Linked DNA regions of Mus musculus: region 1 is linked to region 2. Evidence: chromatin loops called from intact Hi-C (ENCODE). Cell type or tissue: left cerebral cortex. All regions are shown on one strand. Each heading gives the region's core, and the rest is flanking DNA. Links, peaks and the distances in the headings are about the cores only. Region 1 has its middle 1.0 Mb from the start of D3Ertd751e. Region 2 has its middle 1.2 Mb from the start of D3Ertd751e.

Region 1 (10,022 bases), core at 952-8,951, 120 kb after region 2:
TTTCCCTGACGTCTAAGGATGTTGAACATTTTTAAGGTGTTTCTCAGCCATTCGATATTCCTCAGTTAAAAATTCTTTGTTTAGCTCTGTACCCCATATTTCAATAGGGTTATTTGGTTTTCTGGAGTCTAACTTTTTGAGTTCTTTGTATATATTGGATATTAACCCTCTATCAGATTTACAATTGGTAAAGATCTTTTTCCAATTTGTTGGTTGCCTTTTTGTCTTATTGACGATGTCCTTTGACTTATAGAAGCTTTGCAATTTTATGAGGTTCCATTTGTTAATTCTTGATCTTATAGTTCAAGCCATTGGTGTTCTTTTCAGGAATTTTCCCCTTGTGCTCATATGTTCGAGGCTCTTCCTCACATTCTTATCTCCTTGTACAAAGCTCAAGTCTAAGTGGATCAAGGACCTATCTGCACATAAAATCAGCCAAAATTTTTAAATATCTTCAATTGCCATAGTTTAACAGCCATACTTGCTCAATGTGTTTCAGATACTTTTCATTCATCCAGCATGTATTTTTTTCAGTGAATTGTTTATATTTTCCATTAATTTACATATTTATTCACTTTACATCCAACTCACAGCTCCCCCTCTCAGTACTCACTCACAAAACTCCTCCCATTTCCCTTTTTCTCTGGGAAGTGGGAGCCCTCTGATGGGTACCAACCCACCCTGGCAATAAGTCACTGCAGACCCAAGCACACCCCCCCCCCCCCCACTGAGGCCAGACTAGGCAGCCCAGTTAGGGTAACAGTAGCCCCAGACAGGCAACAGAGTTAGCGACTGCACCTGCCTATTCTGATTATTGGAAGACCTGCATGAAGAAAAAGCCGCATATCTGCTACATATCTGTGGATGTCAGAGAGCTAGATCCAGCCCATGTGTGCTCTTTTGTGGTAAAGTCTCTGGGAGCCCCCAAGAGTTGTCTCTGTTGATCTTGTGCAGACTGCAAGATTCTTTGGATTTCTTCACTGTTTGTTGTTATGTCTCCTTTTTTATTTCTGCTTTTATTAATTTGGGTATTCTCTTTCTGCCTTTTAGTTAGTTTAGGTAACCATTTGTCTATCTTGTTGAATCTTTGTATTGTGCTCTTTGTGTCTAATTGATTGATTTTTGCCCTGAGTTTGATTATTTCCTACTTTCTATGCACCTTTGGTGTGACATGTTTGCTTCTTTTGGTTCTAGAGCTTTCATTTGTGCTATTAAGTTGCTAGTATGGGGTCTGTCCAATCTCTTTATTAAGGGACTTAGTTCTATGAATTTTCCTCTTAGCACTGCTTTCATTACCTTCCACAAGCAAGAGAATATTGTGCTTTCATTTTCTCTGAATTCTAGAAAGTATTTAATTTCTTCCTTTATTTTTTCTTTGATCCAGTGTCATTTTCCATGAGTGTTCAGTATCCATGAGCTTGTAGGCTTTCAGGTGTTTCTGTTGCTGTTGAAGTCCAGCTTAAACTCATGGTTTTCTAAGAAGGGACTTATTTCAATCTTCTTGTGTCTGCTGAGCTGCTTTGTCACTATCAATATGGTCAGTTTTGAAGAAGGTTACATGAGGTGCTAAGAAGAATGTATAATCTTTTATGTTTGGGTGAAATGTTCTGTAGATATCTGTTAGGTACTTTGGATTAATAACCTCGGTTAGTTTTGTTACCTCTGTTTAGTTTCTGACTTGATGACCTGATCATTGATGAGAGTTGAATGTTGACATCTCCCACTATTAATGAGTGGAGTACAATGTGTGATTCAAGCTTTAGTATTTTTTTTAAATGAATGTGTGTGCCCTTTACATTTGAAGCATAGATGGTCAGAATTGAGACATCAACTTGAAAGATTTTTCCTTTGATGGGTGTGAAGTTTCCTTCAACATCTCTTTGGATTAATTTTGGTTAAAAGTTGATTTTATTGGATATTAAAATTGATATGCCAACTTGCTTCTTGGGTATGTTTTCTTGGAAGACCTTTTTCCATCCCTTTACTCTGAGGTGTTATCTGTTTGTTACTGAGGTATGTTTCTTGTATGCTGCCGAATGATGAATCCTGTTTATGTATCTACTTTCTTAGTCTGTATCTTTTTATTGGGAAATTGAGTCCAATGATGTGAGAGATATTAATGAGAAATGATTGGTAATTCCTGCTATTTTGATATTAGTAGTAAAAATATCTCTCCATCTGTCTGTGTGTGTGTGTGTGTGTGTGTGTGTGTGTGTGTGTGTGTGTGTGTTTCTTGTCCTTTGGTTTGGTTTTGTTGATGTGAAATTATTTATTTCTTGTGTTTTGATGGGTGTAGTTACCCTCCTTGTGTTGCAGTTTTACTTCTGGTATCATATGTAGGACTGGATTAGTGGAAAGGTATTGTTTAAATTTGGTTTATTCATGGAATATCTTGGTTTCTCCATCTATGGTAATTGAATATTTTGCTGGGTACAGTAGTCTAGGCTGATATTTTTGGCTTCTTCCAGTCTGCAATATATTTGCCAAGGCCCTTCTGACTTTGAAAGTCTCTCTTGAGAAGTCAGGTGTAATTCTTGATAGTTAATTGGCCTTTTTTTCTTTGCAGCTTTGAATATTCTTTCTTTGTCCTATATATTTAGTATTTTGATTATTATGTCGCAGAATTTTCTTTTCTGGTCAAATCTATTTGGTGTTCTGTAAATCTGGTAGATTTATAGGAATCTCTTTCTTTAGAGAAATTTTCTTCTGTGATTTTGTTGAAGATACTTTCTGGGCTTTTGAGTTAGGAATCTTCTCCTTATATTCCTATTATTCTTAGGTTTGGTCTTTTTATAGTGTCCCAAAATTCCTGTATGTTTTGTGTTATAAACTTTTAAGACTTAGCATTTCCTTGGACCAGTGTATCAACGCCTTCACTGTATCTTTTACTCCTGAGATCCTCTCTTCCATGTTTTGTATTTTGTTGGTGACACTTGTGCTTGTAGCCCCTATTCTCCTTCTTAGGCTATCTATCTCCATGATTGCCTCAGTTTGTATTTTCTTTATTGCTTCTATTTCCATTATCAGGTGTTGGGAATTTTTATCCATTTCCTTCACCTGTTCAATTGCATTTTTCTGTTTTCCTTTAAAGGATTTATGTGGTTCCTCTCTAAGGGCCTCTATCATCTTCAAAAGTTTAGGGTTGAGGCCATTTTCCTGCAATTCAGGTATAATAGGCCATTTGTGGATTGCTGTAGTAAGATAGATGGGTACTGGTGGTACCATTTTGCCCTGATTTTGGCTGATTGTTCTTACACTGGCCTTTAGCAATCTGGTTCTCTTTGGTGTTGGCAGGGCTTACTGATGGTCCCTGATAGCAGCAGGTCTCTGGGACTGCTGATAGATCTGGTGTTCCTTGATGCCAGCAGCCTTCTGGGGTTGCAGTTAGAGGTAATTATACCAGGTTGCAACAGGCCTCTAGGAATGCAGGAAGAACTGGCAGTTTCTGATGGCAGCAGGCCTATTGGCTTGCAGATCAGGGGGTTGGCCATGGTGGCAGCTGGCTTCAGGGATGAAGGCAAAGCTGTTTATCCCTGATGCCTTCAGGTCTCTGGATGTTCTGAGTAGAGGGCAACCTCCAGGAATGAAGGCAGAACTGGTGTTCCTTGATAGCTCAAGGCCTCAAGATTGCAGGTACAGATGTGGCTGCTGGGTACAGTAGTCTAGGCTGACATTTGTGGCTTCTTCCAGTCTGCAATATATTTGCCTATGCCCTTCTGACTTTGAAAGTCTCTATTGAGAAGTCAGGTGTAATTCTTGATAGATAGAAGACTGAATGCAGATGGGATGGGGCAAACCTAATTGCTTCTGTGCTTTCCAGGGGACTCAGCAGGCAGGGAAATTAGGGTTGGGGGTCTCCCCTGGTTGTAGTGAGTGGCAGCAGGCCTTCAAGGATGCAGCAGAGCTATGGCCTTGGGAATAGAGTTCAGAGGAGACTGGGAAGAACTTGCTGCTGGGTTTGCCTGGAGGGGCCTGCAGAGGAGATCTGGGATAGGAGTCTCATCTGGTGGTCCCTGATAGCTCTCTCAATGAATTAATTGTATATGGTCCCTTTCTTTCTTTCTTTCTTTCTTTCTTTCTTTCTTTCTTTCTTTCTTTCTTTCTTTCTTTCTTTCCTTCCTTCCTCCCTCCCTCCCTCCCTCCCTCCCTCCCTCCCTCCCTCCCTCCCTTCTTTCTTTCTTTCTTTCTTTCTTTCTTTCTTTCTTTTTTAATATTTTTTATTATTACGATGATTATAATTATCCTTGAGGAATGCTAATACATGGCTATGATATAAGATGCAAAACTTTTTCTCGAATTTATATATTTATTAGTGTATCTAGTGTGTGTGTTTGTCTGTGTGTGTGAATGTGGTTGAGTGTGTGACACAGTGTCCATTCGGAGCTGACTCCACTAGACTTGTACTTGCTTTGTAGGAGGTGTTTCTCTCCTACCATCTAAGTCCCAGGGATTTAAGCCTGTTCTTTATTCTTGGAAGCAAGTGCTTTTACACACTGAGTCATCTCCTTATCCAAAAGGTACTTCTTGTTATGTGTACTGTTATATTTTTTTCATATTCAAAAGTATGTCTTCAGATCCAAATAGATTTTTAGAGAGAAAGGGTGTTTTGTGAAAAGAAATGACTTGGCTGACCACAGATTATTTTCCCATTTTATCTTATGAAACAATTTTTAGACTTTCCTGATGGTTTATTGCATAACTATTTTTATTAATTTAATTTTATGTTTCTTCTGTGGTTTTTTTTTCCGAAATAGCTTTCCTCAAGTGGAAATATAAAGGAGGATGTTTATTTTTAACTTTTGGGGGTTCTGAAAGAATTACATTCTGTGAATTTCTATTTACATGTTTGGGTGGAATGTTTTTATATGAACACGTATAATTTTTAATTCCCCTAGTGAGTTTGGGAAGTGAGCTTTTTGTCATACCTTCATTTTTGTTCCAGGTAAGTTCTCCCTTACATGGGGAAAACACTTTTTTTCCCAATTACATTCAGGTCACAAAACACAGAAATTTAAATTTTATGTCAAATGTATCAAACATATTGTCGTGGGAACTGAAGAGTCTTTTCCCGAATTCCCCTTTCGTGTCAATTGTACAGTTGGTACTAGCCATCTGTAGCTTTTTGAATTTAAATGAAAGAAAGTTTTAAAATTCTCAGTACTCCATGATCACATGCAGCTTATGGCTGCCACATTGGAAAACCCAGAGAGATAGCAGTTCATCACAGCACTGCTTCTGGGATGGTGGGGTGTTTTGCATGAGGCCAGAGTTTTAAAGCATAGCAGACAACTATCCCATACACAAACACACATGGGTTTAGGCATCCCTCTTGTTCTCTTTTTGTCTCTCTGTCTCTGTCTCTGTCTCTTTCTCTGTCTGTCTCTGTCTGTCTCTGTCTTTCTGTCTCTCTCTGTCTCTCTCTGTCTCTCTCTGTCTCTCTCTGTCTCTCTCTGTCTCTCTCTCTCTCTCTCTCACACACACACCCACACACACACACACACACACACACACACACACACATGCACACACACACACAGAGACTTTATAGCAGCTAATATATTTATTCCCTCATGTGTAGGAAATCATTGTTTCAGACAAGATTTAAACAATCCAAATCCTAACAGAATGCTTTGTGCTGAGTACCATGCAATCAATCTAACATTTTTAAGGAACCAAGAATCTCCCCCAATAGAGATTTCCCCCTTGAAAACAAGAGACTTACAGAACTTCTTGAGGAAGGTCCTATCACTCTGATGTGGCAGAATAATGAAGTTCCTTTTGTTTTAATGCTTACAAGGAAAATGACCTGATATAATTTATATTAACCAATCTCCTATTATCTGTAATCTTAATGCTTGTTCCCACTTGACAAAAATCAACTCTCTGTAGAATCAAAACTTAGCAAATTATTGTAATTTATCTTTCAATTACTATCATTTGGGAAAAATATTGAATTAAAATGAAATGTCTCACCCTTACCACAAACATCATCAACAGAAAATTCTATGCCAGTTAAAATGGAAACTAAACTTTCTGGTCATATGAAATTCTTTCACTTTTTCCCATGTATGAATCTATCTGGAGGGCCGCTGGCTTACTGAGTCCCAAGTGCTTCATTGCTTTCTTTTTTAAAAATTATAAACTTTCATATTTAAAAAGGCTATGAAACTTAATGAACTTTATAAAGTTAGAATTGACATTTAAAACAGAAGCTGTGAAGCTTCACATTAAATTTTACACTTGCAGTATGGAATATTATATACTTAACCACAACCTAAAGCAAAATCCAACAACAGAATTAGAACTTTAAAATCCATTCACTTTATATCTGTTTTTATAAACTCATATCCATTACCTGTATTTGTGCTCTCTCTCTCTCGCTCTCTCTCTCTCTCACTCTCTCTCTCTCTCTCTCTCTCTCTCGCTCTCTTTCTCAACAGGGTATCTCTGTATAGTCCTGGCTGTCCTGGAACTCACTCTGTAGATCAGGCTGGCCTCGAACTCAGAAATTCACGTGCCTCTGCCTCCCAAGTTCTGGGATCAAAGACATTTGCCACCATGCCCGACGTTTGCCCTCTCTTTATATTTAAATGTATTCTCCTCTTTTATTAATTATTATATCTACATGTACATTTGTTCACTTATACTTATATATAGTTGGCTAGATTTCTTATTTGAGAAAGAATACGTGGTTTCTTTCTGAGGTAGTGTGTCTTAGTTTTCTATATTTAAATCCATCCTTTTTCTTTTTACAAATTTATTAAGTTATAAATTAATTTTTGTTTAGAACTGAGTAGTATTTCATTATGTATGTGAATATATATATATATATATATATACACACATATATATACACACATATGCATATATATGTGTGTGTATGTATATATTTATATATATGGGTGTGGGTGTGTGAACCAAGTTTACATTTTCCATTAATTTTTTTATTGAGTATTTATTTCATTTACATTTCCAATGCTATCCCAAAAGTCCCCCACACACTCCCCCACCCATTCCCCCACCCACCCACTCCCACTTCTTGTCCCTGGCATTCCCCTGTACTGAGGCATATAAAGTTTGCAGGACCAATGGGCGTCTCTTTCCACTGATGGCCAACTAGGCCATCTTCTGATTCAAATGCAGCTAGAGACACGAGCTCTGGGGGGTATTGGTTAGTTCATATTGTTGTTCTACCTATCGGATTGCAGATCCCTTCAGCTCCTTGGGTACTTTCTCTAGCTCCTCCATTGGGGGCCCTGTGATCCATCCAATAGCTGACTGTGAGCATCCACTTCTGTGTTTGCCAGGCCCCAGCATAGTTTCACAAGAGACAGCCACATCTGGGTCCTTTCAGCAAAATCTTGCTAGTGTATGCAATGGTATCAGCGTTTGGAAGCTGTTTATGGGATGGATCCCCGGGTATGGCAGTTTCTAGATGGTCCATCCTTTCATCTCAGCTCCAAACTTTGTCTCTGTAACTCCTTCCATGGGTGTTTTGTTCCCAATTCTAAGAAGGGGCAAAGTGTCCACAATTTGTTCTTTGTTCTTCTTGAGTTTCATGCGTTTAGCATATTGTATCTGATATCTTGAGTATTCTAAGTTTCTGGGCTAATATCCACTTATCAGTGAGTACATATTGTGTGAGTTCCTTTGTGATTGGATTACCTTACTCAGGATGATACCCTCCAGGTCCATCCACTTGCCTAGGAATTTCATAAATTCATTCTTTTTAATAGCTGAATAGTACTCCATTGTGTAAATGTACCATATACCCCCCCCCACTCCCATACCCACTCATTCCCACTTCTTGGCCCTGTGATCCATCCAATAGCTGACTGTGAACATCTACTTCTGTGTTTGCTAGGCCCCGGCATAGTCTCACAAGAGACAGCTATATCAGGGTCCTTTCAGCAAAATCTTGCTAGTGTATGCAATGGTGTCTGCATTTGGCAGCAAATTATGGAATGCATCCCTGGATATGGTAGTCTCTAGATGGTCCATCCTTTTGTCTCAGCTCCAAACTTTGTCTCTGTAACTCTTTCTATGGGTGTTTTGTTCCCAATTCTAAGAAAGGGCAAAGTGTCCACACATTGGTCTTCTTTCTTCTTGAGTTTTATGTGCTTTGTATCTTGTATCTTGGGTATTCTAAGTTTCTGGGCTAATATCCACTTATCAGTGAGTACATAACATGTGAGTTCTTTTGTGATTGGGTTACCTCACTCAGGATGATGCCTTCCAGGTCAATCCATTTGCCTAGGAATTTCACAAATTCATTCTTTTTAATAGCTGAGTAGTACTCCATTGTGTAAATGTACCACATATTCTGTATCTATTCCTCTGTTGAGGGGCATCTGGGTTCTTTCCAGCTCCTGGCTATTATAAATAAGGCTGCTATGAACATAGTGGGGCATGTGTCTTTCTTATCAGTTGGAACATCTTCTGGATATATGCCCAGGAGAGGTATTGCAGGATCCTCCGTTAGTACTATGTCCAATTTTCTGAGGAACCACCAGACTGATTTCCCGAGTGGTTGTACAAGCTTACAATCCTTCAAGCAATGGAAGAGTGTTCCTCTTTCTCCACATCCTCGCCAGCATCTGCTATCACCTGAATTTTTTATCTTAGCCATTCTGACTTGTGTGAGATGGTATCTCAAGGCTGTTTTGATTTTCATTTTTCTGATGATTAAGGATGCTAAATTTTCAGATGCTTCTCAGCCATTTGGTTTTCCTCGGTTAATAATTCTTTGTTTAGCTCTGAGCCCCATTTTTAATGCAGTTATCTGATTTTGTGGAGTCCACCTTCTTCATTTCTTTATATATATTAGATATTATTCCCCTATCTGATTTAGGATAGGTAAAGATCCTTTCCCAGTCTGTTGGTGGCATTTTTGTCTTATTGACGGTATCCTTTGTTGGCCCACTTTTATATTAATTGAAATATCGTTAAATAGAGATTCTTGGTTACTACTTGAATGTGAATGTCTCATTGTTGTTATGTCTTTAAATAGAAAAAGGATTAAGGCAATGTATCCCAACTTAACTCTTGTTAGAATCTGTTGTTTAGTTCTTAGAATCTTAGTGGTCCACTGTTATTTTATTGTTGCTGGAGTCCCTGAACCACCCAAGAGCTTCCATTGTCCTAGGACCACAAGTGCCCAGTAACTATTTTTAAAAAGTGTTCAGTATCCCTATCCATCAGAGAAATGCAAATTAGAACTTCGTGGAGATATCACCTCAGCCCAGTCAACAAATCTGGCATCAAATTTTGGAAAGAATGTGGAGAAAGAAAAAGAACATTTATAAACTGTTGGTGGAACACAAACTTATATGGCCATTGTAGTAATCAGTTTGGAGATTTCTCCAAAAATCAAAAATGAAAACACATATGACCTAGCTACTAAAGATATTTGATTTCTTTCCCATCTTTGCCTGATCTAAAAGGTTCAGTGAAATTCATTTATAGTTCCTCAAACCACCTTACCCCATGACTTTGTGTCTGAGACTATAATCAAAGCAACTTCTGTTATTTGATTCAAAGCCTATCTTCTGGTAGAAAATCATCTTTACAAATTCTGAGACAATGATTGTTTTGTTAATGTCTCTATTTGGAACACTTGGTTGAACCTGTGTGTCTGGTAATGTAAAAACAAACAAGTATCCAGTGTTACCCCTGCCCCTTTGTGGTAGCCAGAGCTTTCTGCAGCATGTTGGTTTGCTAAGATGCTTCGAGTAGGTGGGCAAGGGAACACTTTTGGATCCCTTCTTAGAGTGCTCTCATTCTCACAGCAGAGCTCCTCCTCCTCCTCCTCCTCCTCCTCCTCCTCCTCCTCCTCCTCCTCCTCCTCCTCCTTGTCCTCCTTGTCCTCCTCCTCCTCTTCTTCCAAGATGAGCACCACACTTTGAAAAGTTCAAAATGTCGAACTCAGAACACAGCGGCTGCTCTCCCTTATGTTATTTACCTGATGCATGACCTTGGGGACAAGGCTTCCTCTTGCAATCTGTGAAATGGGAGAAGCACCA
Region 2 (10,022 bases), core at 805-8,804:
TAGGACAAAATCTTGCCCTTGGAAAACTGGCAAAGGAGCCCAATTGCCATGGATAATTTCCATTCAGCTCATTGAAGGTAGAGAGTCCAGCTGGCCTGGGCTTGGGGACTTCACCACTATGTTCTAGTCTCTGCACAGAAAGGTACTAGGCAGGCTACTAAAAGAAAAACTTGGTCACCAACCCAAACACAAAACTCTTCACCTACAATCTGCCTTTTCTGCAAGATGTGCTGGATTTATGTTGGCACAGAACTTGTAGGAATGGACAACCAGTGATTTCAAACCAGTACCTAGCATTAGTTTCCAAGTTATCCCCCAACAAAATCTGAGGCTAGCTCTAGTAGCTATGTTAATCCCAACAAGACCTGTATCTCCAGGCTCCCCCCCAAAAAAACTGCTCCCCCAGGTTACAAGCCCACCCCTGCCTAACAACCACCAATGCAGAGGAAATCAGAAGTTAAGTTTATGGTTTGGCTCCCAGCAAGAGCCAATTATTCTAAAAGATCAGAGTAGCACGCCAATTAGTTGCTTGCCAGGCTGGAAACACCCCGTCCTTGCTGCTTTCTATAAAATCTTGAGAGTTCGGGACTCTTCTCCATCAAAATGGTCCTGAGTGTCAGTGGTGAGCTGAGTCCAAGCTCAAGGCTGGTGAATCAAAGCCCTTGTGCATAAGCCTTGTGTACAAGTCAGATTGGCTCCAGACTGGACTGGTCTTTCAGGGTTCCCAAACTTTTCTTGATGAAACAATAGAGATAGAGACAGACAGAGACCGAGAGATATAGATAGGGATGTAGAGAAATAGAGATAGAGACAGACAGAAACAGAGACAGAAAGAGAGAGAAGGAGCTGTCTCTAAAAGTGACATCCTCCAGAAGAAGCCTAAACAAACCTCTCTGATGCTGTTATTGTTATTTTCGTTTACTTTTGACTCACATTTTTCCCTCCAGTCACTTAACATCCTTGACCTCATTCATAATCAGTTCACAAGTGTCCCCCAGAAGTAATTTCTAGCTTGAGATACTATTATAAAACAGAAAGGGATCACTGGCACAGCAGTCGCCAGAGGTAGAAAGAGGTGACATATTCTTGCAGCCTTCAGGAACTAGAACATTTCTAATTGCATTCTACCAAAAAGAATAAAAGGAACAACAAAAGCATATAAGAGATTTTAATTTTCCAGTGTATCTTTACTAAGGCTCAAGACAGCATGGAAAGTTCATTTTCCAAAGTTATTTTCAAAATCAAGAGGCAGTACCACATTAAAGCATTTGGCCAGAGGAAACTGTTAGAAGTACAGGGAATGCTGGGTGATCCGCCTTTGGTGGAACATGACTCTCTCAAACATCTGAAATACAACTGTCTTTTATTAAATTGAAGTGAAGAGGTCTGAGTAGCAACCCTGTGGGGATAAAACACAGCCTCAGAGCCAAAGCCATACATTTTTCGTTATCGCTGAACGCTCAGCCTCACACCATCTAACAAGAAGAGCATTAATAGCCCTTGAAAGGTATCTGACACAATTTGCCTTGAAGACAGTTACTTTGGCAAGTCCACAGACCTTCTTAGGAAGAGCACAATTAAATTGGGGATATTGAGAGAGTATTGGGATTTATAGAGTTTTGGAGTCATAAACCCCCATGCCATCTCCAATAGCAAATTTAGGCAATGCATTCTTATGCAGTGGGGTTGGAGAGAAAATTCATAGTTATAGTGTCTTCAAGAAATTACTTCGAACCTGATTACAAAGGGTGTTTTCTGTATTACTTAAAAATTACTTAAAAATTACTTAAAATTTTACACACACACACATTCACACACACAAACACACACTATATATAGTATATACAATACAATATATGTATATATTATAAATTATATATATACACATTTCCCAAGCTTACTATATAACTAGGGAATAGCTCACCACATGTGTATTCAAGATTAGAATTTCAAAATCCTCATTAATATTTTGCTATTGCCTGGGAATGAATCATGCTACACTGCCTCTGCTAATTAAATTAATAGCTACAAATGCTTACCAAGGAGATTAGCTTGTGCACTGCCCTGCCCAGAAGAATGGTTGCTAGGCAGCCCAGGGTGAAGGTTTGGCATCCAGCTCCTCTCTCAGGACTGAGACTGCCATGCATCTTTGACTATGAGAGTGAATGCTTGCTACACTGCCCTCAGAAAGAGCTTTCACCTTTGTCTTTACATCTCAATTGCTCCACTTTAATTATCTCAATCACTTGGTGCATTCTAGTGTTTCAAGTCTATTTAATCTTAAGGATATTTTGTCTCATGCTTTGTGGACTTGCTTTAATGTCTCATCTTACTCTTGTTGCCTTACAAGCAAGAGTTCTCAATTACACATGGCTTTCTCACCTTAAACAAGCACACTTTGTGACTACTAAAGCTTTAGCCGTGATCAGTAATAATTTAGATAGCTTAAATAAGACTTCACTCATAAACATTCTGTTACCAAGTATTCGTCTGCCATAACTCCTTGGTTTCTACACTATCCTGCTTTTTATTTTGAGATCACTCCTTATTTTTCCCTTTTCCATATCTGTAGCCAATATAGCTCCTGAGCATTCAAACCAAAGATAGATGTAGCAGTTATGTCTCCTCTAGGTTGTGCTTTTTGTAGCTAAATTTGCTGCTCACAAATTTGTCACTCATGAAATTTGGCCACAGTCCAAACTTAAGCTCACTTCTTTTTTCCCTAGAAACAGGTGGCTCCTTTATATATTACATCAAATAGAGTTGAACAACATGCATGTGTTAAGGAAATTTTGAAACCTAAGCAATAAAGGTATATTTATTAAAAATAAAATATTTATATTAAGACTAGTTTTTCTACAATACCAGTCTAGCTCCTCTGCAGTTGATGAGATTCTACTCAAGTGGGGCTTTCCTACAGAAGCTGAGCAGCAATTAGTCCAAACAGTTCACTTCCCTAAGTAAAAACAGTTAGAGTCCTTAGGGCTGTTGTTTGCCCCATGTCTAATTAATATCATCTCAGCCATCCATTTATGTCTTGTCCTTCATGCTTACTGTGTGTATAGGATCTCTCTCTGTCTCTCTCTGTCTCTCTGTCTCTCTCTCTCTTCCTCTCTATCTGTGTATGTGTCTGTGTGTCTGTAAGTGCGTATATGTGTGTGTGTGTGCCAGTGTGTGTCTGTGTGTCCATGAACTCATACAAAATGAACTCTTACAAAATGGCCACTCAGGAAAAACAGCAACAGGATAATACCTGCAGTCCTATACAGAAATGCCTCAAAATAGCACTAGGGTTGAGGTAGAATGGACATGCATGTATACATCATCTAGGGATAGGTAAAAGAAGCAGACCATTTTTCATACCCTATAATAACGATTTATAATAACTTAGTGACAACATATAATTGGAGACTAATGAAAGGGTTTGAACTCATAAAGAAGTTAAAATTCAGTCAACCTCGATGAATTCTTCTTTGAATCGAGACCAAAAAAAATGTTAGGGGACTCTTGGAATCAGCATGGCCACGATCGATCATTGGAAGGAAAGAGATGGAATACTGTGTGAATCTAGAAGCTTAGAAGCAACCCTGGAAGATCCAGAAGTTCAGAACCTGCTCTAGTCACTGGACCTTCTGCAGCATTCCCCTACTGACCACGCAACCCAGGGACATACGTTCACAACAAGGTCATGCCTCCTAATCTTTCCCAAACTGTTCAATCAACTAGGAACCAAGTATTCGAACATTTGAGCCAATGAGGACCATTCTCATTCAAAATACTACAAAACATATGTGTGTTCATGTTAGTAAAGGTCAGAAGATAACTCCAGGTGTAACCCTACAGAACAGTCTACTTTGCTTTTGAAGGAAGGACCCTTTGCTAGTGGGAGCTTGGCAATACTGTGAGATTGGTTCGGGAGTGAGCCTCAGAGAGCCCCTTCTGCCTCCCACTGCTGAGATTAAAACCACATACCCACACATCCAGAATATTTATATGGATTCTGTGGATTTAACTGAATTCCTCATGCCTGGGCAACAAATACTTTACCAGCAGAGCACAAAAGACTAAAATTTTTGTTTGTAACAAGAGTATTTTTCCACAAATGATCCCCACATATCTTTCAGGTATTCTACTTTGGTATTAATCTATTTGCTCACAATATTTTAAAGGAAAGCTCACAAACAATGCAGAGAAATGAAGAGGGGTGGGTAGAGGGAGAATGAAACCAGTAGGTGGTTGAACACCTCATCTGTCTGAAATGAGTCAAACTAGACATGAAACTGGAAAGGAAGAGCTTTTCGCAACATTATAAATAGCCAAGCAGAAAATATAACAAAAGTAACTCTTTTACATTTAAGCGTTTGGTCTTTAAGCATTTAAACTTTAAGACACATTTTAACCTAACATAAAAAGACAGTCAGTGGGCTCTATTAAATCTATCCGGAATAGTATATGGATATCATTCATAAACAAACAATAGTTGTACTAAATGTTCTTTATACAGTTATGGAAGATGCTCATGCTAAGATGTTATCATGGTTTGTTCTGAAATATTGATGAAAGAATAAACAGAGTCCATCATAATCCTTCATTTTGCTGCTGAGAGTCTGTGAGACATTAACATTGAGACAGGTGACAGATACTCATCTCTCCCTAGGACACTGTGAGTGATAAACATTGCTAAATTTTGTTTCACATCACTCTAAGTGTTAATCAAAAGTTCCTTTAGCTATTTTTAAGCATTCTTTCTGGTGTTCACTTCCTGTAAATGAGAAAATATGTTAAGGATGGGCCTATTTGACTTGCTACTTGGCAGCTGTCAACAGTTTCTTATTTCGCTGTTTCTATCAACCATGTCAAACATTAGAACTGCTCCTACATAAGCACTGGCCATTTTGAACATTTCACTAACACCTTGGGAAACCTACCCAAGTGATGACAACTCCAACTGCGGAAGACTCAACTTCACACAGGGCTGTTTAAAACAGTTTAAGACATTTTTGATATCACAGGCTTCACTATATTCTACAGAACCCTAAAACCACCTTTACCAATGTCCCAATGGGGTCTAGGCACTTGTGACGTCATCATCACAGAAGAACTGCCCAGAGGGATGTTAAAAAGACAGTGCTGTGATTGGCCCAAACTCATACTTTTATTTGCATAGCATGTTTGTTGTGATTGGTCCAAACATCCTTCACTGACTAGGTAAGCAAGCTGTTCAGCCAACATGGTGAATCAGTAATGAGGCACCTAAAAGTGCTGCCTTTCCTGGTTTTTTCACTATGAGGGAGAAAGGCAGCTTCTGTGGGGCAGTCTTTTCTTGCCTGCTTTTAGCAGTGTGAGATGAGCTGCTAACTCTGAATCCTCAGACAGCAGAGTGATAGTGAGGATGGCAGTGACAACTCAGCAGTCAGTAAGCTCTGCTGCCAGAGTGGCAAGGGGGCTGGATGATTGACAGATGAAGATGAGCAACTGAACTTTAAGATAGCAGTCAAGACAGGAGCAAGGAGACAGAAGGAAGAGGATAGCGAGCTGAGAATAAAAAGGCGACATGGTTATAAGAGTCATAGAAGAGAAGTTGCCCTGCCCTGGTTATTGGAAGGCTTCCAGAGAGCTGCCAAGCTTTTAGGCCGAGTGTCTCAGGTAACCCAGATTCAGGAGTGTATATTGGATACTGTCATGGGCTGAGGAATCACAGTACCTAAACCTACCCTGACTCGTCAAAGCCAGCTGCTAGAAACAGTGAGAAATTCTGACTTCTTTGACCTACAGGAGATCTATAACACTTATAGATCATAGGCCCCAGTACTCCAGGTTTGCATGGGAGCTGTGACACTCATAGGCATCACCTGCCCCTGCTTCTGCCTGCCTGCTGCTACCACTCACCAATACCTGTCACAAGGGGATACACAAGCTGGAGAGGACCCTACTGTCTACTATGATATTTCCCTGTGTAGAACAAACTGACCCTGATTCTGAGGTTTTGATATCATGTTTTAAGCATAGCAGTTCACCTGTGTCTTGAGGCCTTTATTTTATTCCTACCCCACCCTCCATTAAGATACAATTTGGAACCTAATGATCTATTTAGAAGTTGAAGTGCATGAAAAGATATTTGAAGATAGGGTCACACAAATACTTAATTTATGCAAAATATTCATTTAATATCTTGGCTTAGCTTATATTTTATTTATTGAGGGAGAAGGCTCCTGAGAAGAATAAAAAGTTCTTGTCTCTTACTATATAAATAGCAACCAAGACAAGTCTATACACAGACTCCTGAAAACATTATTAGTAGACACACAACATCCTCATTCCTCTTCAATGAATATACCTAAATATAACTGTGGTCTAAGGCTCTGCTAGATGAGGTGTCAGAAGCAGATGGCAATTAAAGGAAGATGCTAATGAGGAGAGTTTTAATTTACAAAGAGAAATTGAGCCTTCAGATGAGTAGATAGGTGGGTCTTGAGAAGTTTGTGTGCTTTCTGAAATACTAAAACTAGTAATACATTGAACCCAGAGCACTGTTCTAAAAGAGATTATTCTTAATGTCCATCAGATATTTAAATAGGGCTTGAAACATCAATGAAAGCCCTGCTGACATAGAAAAAGAAAATAGAAAAAACCTGTAGGGAGATAAATTTAAGATTAGAGTTCTTTCAACTTCTAGCCAGCAACCTGACACATTCTTTTAAAAAATGAAAATAAAAAAACATAAGCCTGCAGATGTATAAGTTAGAAATGCATCTCATGTGTCTGTTTTTCCAGAGTTTGGTGCTTTGGAAACAATGGGCATCTTCCCTCTTGGTGGTGCTTTTTTGAAGTGCAGCGAGCTTACGTTTACTGTGGTAAGTTTATTACTGCATCTAGAATGCTCTGCTTTGTTACCATGGATGTGATCATTAAGATCCTACAGCATGCAAACTTGGGTTTGTTATTCATAGGAATTTTAAGGTCCTAGTTTATTATGCTATTTCTCAAGCAAATATGTGAAAATAAAATAAAAAGGCTACTGATTGAAAGTCTATTCCTATGCAAAACTCCACGCTTATTGAAAATTATAATGCAAATGTAAGCTCTGTGGCTCTAAACTGTGGTTCTTTAGTAACTGAGCACTTTTTTTGGTTTTTAGCTATAAATGTCTACATGAATTAGAATAATTTCTCAATGTTTTATCCACAACTGCTTCTATAAAATGTGACTAATGATTTTAATGTGATATTATGCTGATCCATCCAAAAACCGAAAATGAAAAACAACTGAGCAAGTCCTTATGAAATGAAGAGAATGGTTTCCAGTCCAATGCAGGTGGCTTCTCTTTCCACATTCTCTTCAGAGCATCTCTGAGAATCCTGCAATGCATCCCCACATTGTCTGAAGTTACTCTGCTCTGTTCAAAGTACTTAACATCTATTTTTGTTGAACCAGACTCAGTGTTCTGATCCTTTCATTAAAATGTTTGTCCCTTTCTTCTCTCTCTCCTCGAGTTTTTATAAGGCTTTCAAACTCTTGACAGGAAATGTCTAAAGTTGTTTATAGGTCTGTATCTTTACTAAACACACAACATTGTTCACAGCAGAATTTATAACAGAGGGTGTCTGATGAAGGCACTTCTAGAAATACTTCCTTGAATGTAAACCAACTGTCCATATCAAAAATCAGTGCAAACAATCACTTACTATTGAATTATTTTTAAGTATCTTTGAGAAAAATTGCCCAATTTTAATTTTACAAAATTTTAGAATCCACATTTCTACACCTCTTGAAATATCTACAAACTTTGCGAAAACATAGCTGCCTTTTTAAAATATAGAAATATCAGAAATGCATGGAACTACTAAGTTGTAAATTATAATTGGGCTTACATAAACATATGACCCATTACTTATGGATAGATTTGAGTAAAAATAGAAAATTTTTAGAAATTGACAGAATAAATATGAGTTTCTCATCACCAGTCAGGGTAAACAAAAAATCTTGGGTTAAGATAAATAACACTATTCAATACATATCTAAAGAATACTCACTCTTTGCAGGTTTCCTTGCAATACTTAGTTGCTGATACCAGGCATAATTTATTTACTTAGGTAATAAATTTCTACCACCGTACATTTCTATTTAGCCTCCTTTCCTAAGATGCTACCCAATACCACTTCTGTATCCCTTTAACATGTCCCAAACACACTTACAGCAATAATGCTACGTCAATCTTGTCACATTGTACAAGGGATATTTATTAACTTCCAATCTGATCCTCATTACCAACTTACTGCCAAATAATCTATTTAAGATACACTTGTAGTATTAATCACCCCAGTAAACACTTGCAGCTGTTAGTTTATTATCGAAGTGCTAAAAACAAACACCTGGATGGCCCTGGCATGTGATCTCAGCATTTTGGAGGTAAAGGCAGGAGAATTTGAAATTCAAGACCATGCTTGGGTACACAGAATGTCTCACAAAATAAATAAACAAAGCCTGATAGCTCACCTGTGTTGCCCACACTATTCTGAGATTTGGGAATATGAGCAAATGAATAGACATTCCCTGTCCTTAGTGTGTCTACACGCTGTCTTGTTTTCTACTGTGAGTGGGTCAAGGTAGATCCCCTTCCTCTAGCATAGAAGTCCCTTCCATATCTGTCTTTATCTTTCTTTAAGAACATATTTAGATACTCTGTAATTAAACCAACACTATTTTGTTGGCACTTCCAAAAACACTTTGATCATTTAGTTCTTCATAAAATCTTTCTTATATTCTAAATGCCCTCACTCTAGTTTTGGCACACATTCTATTCTGTCTTCCTGCAGACTGATTACTCCGTGAAGGTTTCCCCAAATTCGTCCTTCCCTAAAACTGACTTTCTAGACACAGTCTCTATTACATTTAGTTTTTTCATTGTGTCTGGAAAAATATATCTTTGTCATATCTCTCATTGCTGTTATGGTTAGATTTAGCTTTATTATGGATCGATAATCTTTCATATATATACCAAATCTAATATACAAAGTATAAACTTATTGGAAAATATTGTTTAACTGAACTTTTGTTCCAACATTTAATCCCATCTCATTTAATTATTTTCATTTCATCATATACTAATGAAGTGCCACCAATATCTCAGAAGTATGTCATTGTTCAGGACAGTAAAATTGTGATAACTTAGATAATCATTTCTTACTAAAACTTTCTATTCTGATTATAGAGAGCAAAAAAGCTGAAAGCATTAAGGATTTCCTAAAAATATTAAAACTTCTTACCCATTATTACTAAATGGAAAGTTATTTTTGTAATAACTTTCAAATGTGTTTTAAATGTTATTTTTCAATCTGTCATCATGGGGAGAAATTATAAAACTTTAATTAATGAGATACACATCTATAATACCTACATAAAAATCAAAGGAGTTAGTCACAATTATTGTTAGGCCTTATTATTCAAAACTTATCCATGCATAAAACCATAGAAACATTATTACTTTTCTCAACATAACTTTTAGTTTCGAAAGTTGATAACTGTTCAGTTTTTAGTCTTTCAGGGAACAAAAGACTGCAGGGCAGGTGCTGACTCTTAAGACCATTCTGATGCATTCTCTCTATTCCTCAACAGAGATGCCAAGATTTCTTCACATCAGCATTACACTGGCCAATTGTTAGTTTTGATTTTCGCCTCTAGTATAAAGACCCCAATATTACACTGAGGGTGATGACAATCAAATTTCTTGTCCTGCAGGAATATATGTATATGTGTGTGTGCATATACATATATGGATATTATACATATGCATATGTATATACATATAAACATACATGTACACTTTAGAGGCTATTCCTTCTCCAGCATTCCTACAATATAGGAAACTTTACTTCGTGTTGTTCATTCTATCACTTTGTCCTCTATGAGTCCTCTAAGGGCACCCTATGTACCTTTCACTACCACTGGACTACTGACATTTATTTTCTTCAAGGATTACACAGATCCCTCCAGGGCCCTATTATTTATGCCTGAGAAGGGAT

Evidence for each region. Hi-C counts contacts between places; a loop is a spot of excess contacts. Peaks named below come from ENCODE experiments on the same cell type or tissue, not always from the same donor. Only the 100,000 strongest peaks of a DNase experiment are listed, where the experiment ranks them.
Region 1: a loop joins it to region 2, with 7 times the contacts of the local background. A loop is called at or near these places in 2 of 42 quality-filtered maps.

The regions. Positions count from the first base shown.
Region 1 is chr3:42,778,836-42,788,857 of GRCm38, reverse strand. No RefSeq gene overlaps it. Among named protein-coding and RNA genes, the nearest start is that of D3Ertd751e, 1.0 Mb to the right of the region's middle. In left cerebral cortex, for the core only: no CTCF peak of the experiment used is centred there; DNase peaks (open chromatin) are centred at 4,433 and 5,081.
Region 2 is chr3:42,900,692-42,910,713 of GRCm38, reverse strand. No RefSeq gene overlaps it. Among named protein-coding and RNA genes, the nearest start is that of D3Ertd751e, 1.2 Mb to the right of the region's middle. In left cerebral cortex, for the core only: no CTCF peak of the experiment used is centred there; DNase peaks (open chromatin) are centred at 4,204, 4,998, 5,326, 6,803 and 5 more places; H3K27ac peaks cover 2,940 bases.